Linked DNA regions of Homo sapiens: region 2 is linked to region 1. Evidence: read pairs that join two places in POLR2A ChIA-PET (ENCODE). Cell type or tissue: CD4-positive, alpha-beta T cell. All regions are shown on one strand.

Evidence for each region. ChIA-PET counts read pairs that join two places held together with the same protein. Peaks named below come from ENCODE experiments on the same cell type or tissue, not always from the same donor. Only the 100,000 strongest peaks of a DNase experiment are listed, where the experiment ranks them.
Region 2: POLR2A ChIA-PET joins it to region 1 with 5 read pairs; 2 of 35 experiments call an interaction of 5 or more read pairs at or near these places.

Annotation. Positions count from the first base shown.
Region 1 is chr13:48,803,487-48,807,486 of GRCh38, reverse strand. No RefSeq gene overlaps it. Among named protein-coding and RNA genes, the nearest start is that of CYSLTR2, 150 kb to the right of the region's middle. In CD4-positive, alpha-beta T cell, no CTCF peak of the experiment used is centred here; no DNase peak of the experiment used is centred here; H3K27ac peaks cover 1,127 bases.
Region 2 is chr13:48,994,677-48,998,676 of GRCh38, reverse strand. All of the region lies in intron 1 of FNDC3A (fibronectin type III domain containing 3A), which reads right to left. Among named protein-coding and RNA genes, the nearest start is that of FNDC3A, 21 kb to the right of the region's middle. In CD4-positive, alpha-beta T cell, no CTCF peak of the experiment used is centred here; no DNase peak of the experiment used is centred here.

The DNA.
Region 1 (4,000 bases):
AAGAGGAGAAGCAAGGAAAATCCTAGTTTCTGGCTTGAGTATCAAGACAGGGAACTTAGGGCAGGTGCAGGCTTCAGTGGGGGGTGGAACAGGAGGTCTGTTTTGGCCATGTTAAATCTGATATGCTTGTAAATGAAGTAAGTAGAGGCTGAGTGCATTGGGTCATGCCAGTAATCCCAATATTTTGGGAGGCCGAGGCAGAAGTGTCACTTGAGCCCAAGAGTTCTAGACCAGCCTGGTAACGTAGTGAGACGCTCTGTCTCTATAAAAATAAAAAATAAAATAAAAAATTAGCTAGGCTTGGTGGCATGTGACTGTAGTCCCAGCTACTCAAGAGGCTGAGGTGGGAGGATCACTTGAACCTGGAGGTCAAGGCTGCAGTGAACCACGATCGAGTCACTGCACTCCAGCCTGAGTGACAAAGTAAGACCCTGTCTCAAAAAAAAAAAAAAAAAAAAAAAAAGAAGAAGAAGAAGAAGTAAGAAAGAAAAAAGAAAAAAAGAAAAATAAGTAGAAATGTCAATAGTAGTTGGATACATAGTTCTGGAGTACAGAAGAAAGTCAGTGTTGGTGATATGTAATCACTAGATATAGTTATGAATCCATAGATCGAGAGAGAGAGACAGAACCAAATATAGTGTAACCAGATAATTACAGCCATGATACAGGATGAAGTCACTCAAGAAGAGTGTTTAGGTAGAGAAGGAAGCCCAAGACAGATGCCAGGGCTATGCCTGCATTAAAGGTTTACAAGAGGATGAGAAACCAGCAAATAAGACTGCAGTGACCAGTAAGACAGACAGAAAAGTATGAGATCATGGTGTTAGGGAAGTTAACAAAAATAAACCAACCTCCTTTCTAGAAGGAGAAAGTAGTTAATTATTTCAAATGATGATGCGATAAGACCAGAGATGTCACCAATTGATTTGAGAAAGCGAAGGACACTGGGGGCCTGGCCAAGAGCTGCCTCAAGAAGGTGGTGGGGAGAGATTCCCAACCAATTCGGTTTGAGGAGGGGCAAGTGTGTTAAGGAAATGGAGGCAGCGACCACAGGCAAGTGTTGTAAGAAGTTTAGCTGCAAAAGAGAATAGGCTCAAGAGAGGGTTTATGGTGGGAGCTATTAAAGCATGTCTGTGTGCTAATGTTGATTCTGTGTGCTGATCCAAAAGAAAGACTGATGGATTCATTTATCTCTTTCCCTTGCTCCTAAAAGCAGAGTCCTCTGAAAATGATTCTATTTTATTTTAGGGCCACTTCCTTTTCTGCTAGTTTATAACTACTTCAGGGTGGAAAATACATCTAGTTTGTTCTTTGATTGCAAAAAATGGTCTGATGTAAGATCCACAGGGCAGGAATTGAGGACTGCCTTTATCTGTATAGTATCCACGGTGGCTAGCACAGTGGTTAGAGCACAGTAAGTGCTCAAGAAACAGTTGTGGAATTGAACGACTGCTTCTTGAATGAGTGCAGAAACATGTGAATGAATGAATCCAAGTTTCTGTAGGAAACTTGGAATCATAAGCTCTTTCCTTTTTTGTCCTTCCTCATTCTAAAAACTTGTTCTTAAAACACAGAAGCATACTCAAGAAATGCTAATTTAATATTCGCCTAAAAGAACAGATTTGTTGCAAAGGAACCCACCTACTCCCTTCTAGTTCCTGGTAGGAGTGATATTGGGGTTTTTCTCTGTCTTAGAATATCTTTCAGTTTACGGTTTTCTTTAGAGTTTTGGAGGGCTTTTACATTTATCATCTCATCCTTGTATCAGTCCTGGAGGGACAGTAGGACAGAAATTATTATTCCCATTTTAGAGGTGAGAAAACGAGGCCCCGATTTCATGATCTGCTCAAGTTCATGCAGCTCATTGGTGAAGAGCAGGATCTTGACCTCAAATTTCCTGGTTTTCAGGTCAGTGAATTAGTACTTAGGTTCTTAATTTGATTTAAGATCTTCACCCACATCCTGTGACTCATATGATCCACTCCTGTTTTTATTCCACTTGTTTCATTTCTGTGCAAAGCAATAACAGATCTGTATTTCTCAGGGCAGGACATGGTTCATTAAGCTTCTGCAAAATTTTAACCTTTTCCAAGACTAGAGGCAGATGGAATGAACCATAATGAGGTTGACTTTGCTTGGTGGGAATTGCAGAGTTGGACAGGATAAAGAGCATCCAGCCTGGAGGCCGAATCCTCAAGTGGCATTTAGGGTTTTGTGATATGCAGCCTCCTGCAGCAGGCAGGCAGGGTATGAAGCATTACTGTTTACCAAATCATAGCAAATGTTCTACTCTTTCAAAGATGAGCAGGAGGCCCCTCCCGCCTTAGAAGGATTGTTGAAATTGAGTTCTGTTTCAAAGTGGGTAGAACTGGGAAGTGTTGGCACCAGTCAAATACGCCATGTGACCATGTTATGAGGCAGTCTTGACAAGCAGAGGCCATGCTTCCAAACCAAAAGTGGACACAAGAGGTTATTGTATTTCCTTGTAAATGAAATAAACATAGGGATAAACTGATGACTTAAATAATGCATATCACAGATGCTAAGATTGGATTCATTTGTACACATGTCCAGAAAGTACTCTGTCATGTGCTGGGTGCTTGGCAGGGCCACCATATGAGCATAGCAAATTCAATTGCACAAGCTATACGTGTTTACAGACCAGCAGATTAATTAGGAGACTCAAAATGTGAGCAACTGGGTTCTATTGCTGCATTGTATCAACTCTGGAAGGGATATGTGGTTCTGTTTTTAATCTTTAAACAGACCATTATAATATGCAGTAAACCCAAACGTTTGAATTTATTTTGATTTGATTGTTTAAATGGACTATTTCAGTGAAATAATGATATTGTCTTACAGTGAATTGGAAAAATGTGTATACACTTCGATCTATATTTTTTTACTTAATCATAAAGGAGTTAAACAGAAGAGCTGATTATTACTGAGTTTTGATGGACTGACTGACTCCTTTCTTCCTTCCTTCCTTCCCTCCCTCCCTCCCTCACTGAGCACATGCTGTACTCTGTGTCAGAACCTGCTCTAGGTATTGAGTATACAGTAGTGAACAAGGCAGGCATGGTCCTTGGCCTCATGGAGATTACAGTTGAGATGAGGGGATTGTGGTGGATGGGATAATTTGAGAGACAGGTAGTATAAACAACTAATTATGGAAACAGTTAATTATAATGTTTATAAGTGATGTGTAGAAAAATAAGGTGCTTGGGCATGAAAGACAGAGAGAAGTAGATATATTCAAAATACATTTACAATAGGAGCTATTAAAGCAAATTGAATCAAGTGATTTATTAGATATGGGATGGTAGTGGGGATGAGTGAGGAGTCAAGGACAAGGGACAGGTGGATGGATAGTAATCTATCTGGTTGGGGAAGATGGAGGAGGAACAAGTTTGTAAGTTAAATCCAAGTGAAATGTCTGAGTAAAATTACTATAAATTGACCTCTCTTTTTCTCTTTCTCCCACCCCGCCAAAGAAAAGGAAATATCTGAAAGTCCTCTGGGCTCGCCAAAAGATAATTATCATCCTACTGAGCTGTGCAGCCAGGCTTCTCCATACCTGACTGTGATAAGCATTCTAATCTTACCCCCTTTAGGAGCTGTGGAGGTGATCCACTTTGACACTGAAGTGCATGCTATCTGCATGCTTGTCTTTTCCTTATTATATCTTATACTGTGAGCTTCCTGAGAGTGAGAGTAGTTTTGTATTCATTTCTTGTCTCTCTAAGTCTAGTATAGTTTATGGCATATAATAGATAACAGCCATTATTTGTTGAATCAAATTATAAGACAATTGTATGAATGCTGGCTATCATGAACTTGTGCTTTTTCGCACTTGCCTAGTCTTCACATGCTCTTCCGTAGCAGTGTTTATTTCCATCTGTGACTCCTTTTAGGGAAGGGGCTATGTTTGTCTCACCAATGTCAGTGTCGATGTCAAAGCACTTCAGTGTCAAAGTGGATCATCTCCACAGCTCCTAAA
Region 2 (4,000 bases), 190 kb before region 1:
TTCATTTCTCTTTCTTCAATTCATTTCTCTCTTCTTACATTTTACTACAGGTTGAGTATCCCTTATCCAAAATGCTTGGGACCAAAAGTGTTTAAGATTTCACATTTTTTTCAGATTTTGGAATATTTGCTTACTCATAATGAAATATCTTAGGGATGAAACTCAAGTCTAAACACGAAATTCATTTATGTTTTACATACATCTTACATAGCCAGAAGGTAATTTTACATAGTATTTTAAATAATTTTGTGCATGAGACAAAGTTTTGACTGTTTTAACTGCAACCCATCACATGATGGAATTTTCCACTTGTAGCATCATGCCAAAGCTCAGAAAGTTTCAGATTTTTGAGCTTTTTATATTTCGGATTTTTAATTTAGGGATGCTCAACCTGAATAAGCAGTGAAGAGAAAACAAACTGCTCCTTCAACACTTGGCTTAGAAATCTCTTTACCTAAACACCCAATTTAACAGTTCACAAGTTCTGCCTTCTAGAAAACACTGGAACATGAGCATAATTCAGTCAAATTCTTTGCCACTTTATTACAAGGATTGCCTTTTCTCCATTGTCCAAATCATGCTCCTCATTTCCATCTGAGACCTCATCAGAATGGCCTATCACCCATGTTTTCAAATGACATTCTGTTCATGATTATTTATGTGTCCTCCTTGAAGATGGAGGCTTTCTCTCCAGCTCTCCTTTTTTCTCTGTGAGCCCTCACTGGAATTGCCCCTAGCAGTCTGGTTGCAGCAATCTCAGCATTTTTTTTTTTTTTAATGCACACACCTCAAAACTTTTCCAGCCTCTACTCATTACACAGTTCCAAAGCTACTCCCACATTTTTAGGTACTTGTTATAGCAGTCACCCATTTCTTAGCACCAATTACCGTCTTACTGAACTTAGGCTACTACAGCAAAATAACATAGTCTGGTTGCTTTAAACAACAGACATAATTTTTAACAGTTACGGAGGCCAAGATGTCCAAGATCAGGGTGCTAGCATGGTTGGCTTTTTGGTAAGAACCCTCTTTCTGGCTCTCAGATGGCTACCTTCTCCTTTTGTCCTCAAGGCAGAGAGCATGCAAGCTCAAGTCTCTTCTTCTTCTAAGGACACTAATCTGATCATGGGGACCCCATGCTCATGCTCTCCTCTAAGCCAAATTATCTCCAAAGGCCCCAGCTCCACATACTGTCACATTGGTGGTTAGGGCTCAATGTATGAATTTTGAGGGGTATACAAACATTCAGTCCATAACACTATCAGGTGCTTTCTCACTCAGCCGCTGACACAATTCTGAATCTGTTCTTGTTTCCTTATACATGTATTCTGCTAGTTTTCTTCCTTAACCTTATTATTCATATCCGTTAATTCCACCCAGATTTGTTATCTATATGATGACAACAGCTTAGACCTAGAAACTAAGGTAGATAGCTCATGAGAATAAGCTTGGTCTGGGGTTTGAAACTTCAGCTCTTTTTGTCTAAAAAGCATGTGGAAAAATGCAAAGCAGGATTACATCTTGGATTACAGCAATACTATAACTGAAGTACTGATAGGAAAAATATGTACATTTAGATTGAGATATCCAATGTCTTTTTTTTTTTTTTTCTTGAGACGGAGTCTCGCTCTTGTTACCCAAGCTGGAGTGCAATGGTGCGATCTCCGCCCGCTGCAGCCTCTGCCTCCTGGGTTCAAGCAATTTTCCTGTCTCACCCTCCCGAGTAGCTGGGATTACATGCGCTTGCCACCATGCCCAGCTAATTTTTTGTGTTTTTAGTAGAGATGTGGTTTCACCATGTTGGTCAGGCTGGTCTCGAACTGCTGACCTCAAATGATCCACCCACCAAGGCCTCCCAAAGTGCTGGGATTACAGGTGTGAGCCACCATGCCCTGCCGAAATCCAATGTGTTTTGATGTGGTTTTTTGATGTGTCCAATTCAAACTAAAAACTGTATGTCTCCAGAGCCATATCTGAAACCACAAGACTATCATATGCAGTTGTTCCTTGGTTTCTACAGGGGATTGATTCCAGGATCCCCAAAGATGCCAAAATCCACAAAACCTTAAGCTCCTTATATAAATGTTGTAGTATTTGCATATAACCTATGCACATTCTCCTGTATACTTTAAATCATCTCTGTATGACTTATAATACCTAATACAATATAAATGCTACGTAAATAGTGACACTGTATTGTTTAGGGAATAATGAAAAAGAAAAGCTCTGTACATATTTAGTACAGATGCAACAATCCATTTTTTCCCAAATATTTTTGATCCACGGTTGATTGACTCCATGGATGTGAAACCCCCAAAAATGGAAGGCTGACTGTACTCCAAAGAGTTTTAGTCATTTAACTCTAGAATTTAGGAGTATTTTTAAACATACACATGAACAAAATGTTAGGTAAAAATATTAGAATTACAGTAGCAACTGTATCAAGATGGTGAGATTATGTAACTGTTTCTATTTCTCAAGTTTTTTTTTATAATATGGATATGGTTTATACCACCATCAAAATTTTGATTTAAAAGTTAATAGTCTTGAAGAGCCATAGGCAACTACACATATTTGGCTTCTCAACCATCTAAGTACCCTTTCAGGAGAATTTAAATAAGTTCTGCCACAACTTGGACTTTATCCAAAATACTAATTTATCTCATGAACTGATATCCTAAAATGTACTTTTCCAATTTAGACTTCTACTTCATTTTTAACGTTTGGATTTTTCATCTTCTAAACTTGACTATATTAGACTAAAAATAAGGTATTTGAAATCACCTGTGGTGGAATTTCCTGAGATGAAACTCATGGGAATCACTCTGCAAAACTATCCTATCATTTCTTATCAGAAACCAAAAACAAATATTTCATAGACTGTATTTAACAATAAGAACAGGATATTAGCTTATTTTATATTTTTGCCAAAACTAATTCTTTGAATTACCCTCTTTGATGTCAACTGTACTGCAGAAAAATGGCTCTTAAAAATATAATTACATGCATTATTTCAGTTCACCTTAAATGTCCATATGTTAATGTGAAATTTTATGAAGACATAATAAGCAATCTTGTTATCTTCTATATTTATAATAGAAATGTATATTGGTAGAGAAAGTGAGAAGGGAGGAGGATGGTAAGAAGACAGTGCTATTAATCATTTTCAATGACTGATATTAAATTTAAAAAAAGACAGCTTTTTATAATTCAAAAGATTTATGCTTAATCTAGTTCCTTGCTTTTCTTTCTCTCCCCATGCTCACTTTTTTCATATCTTTGGATACTGGAAGTATAAAACAGTACAAGATTTGGTACACAAAAAGGCTACAACTAAGATTGTTATGCTAAAAGAAAAAAAAAAAAGGCAGTCCTCAATCAAGAAATAGGCTCCCTTACAGTATTTTGTTAGAAGTCAGATATATCTGAAAATATTAAAAAAGAAATAAATAAAAAGGCCTTTCACTCTTACAGTGGCTCACGACTGTAATCTCAGCACTTTAAGAAGCTGAAGCAGGAGGACCACCTGAGTCCAGGAGTTTGAGACCAGCCTGGGCAACATAGAGACCTTATTAATATTATTATTAGTTGTTTTAAAGTCAGATATAATTGGAAAATATTTTCTCACTGAAACACCACAATAAGTGATGATTTCATTCTCAGATCATGATGTAAGAGTTAAATTTAACCTACATCTTTCTTAAAACCTTTTATTGTGGAAAACTTCAAACATACACCAATGTAAACATAATAGTATAATGAACCCCATGTACTCATTACCCAGCTTCAACTCATGACCAGTCTAGTTTCATCTATACCCCACTTCCTGTCTTGCAGTATTATGAAACACATCTAAGACATTCCAAAACTTCATTTGCAAATATTTCTTTTTTTTTTTTTGAGATGGAGTCTTGCTCTGTCACCCAGGCTGGAGAGCAGTGGCACATCTCGGCTCACTGCAACCCCCGCTTCCCAGGTTCAAGCAATTCTCCTGCCTCAG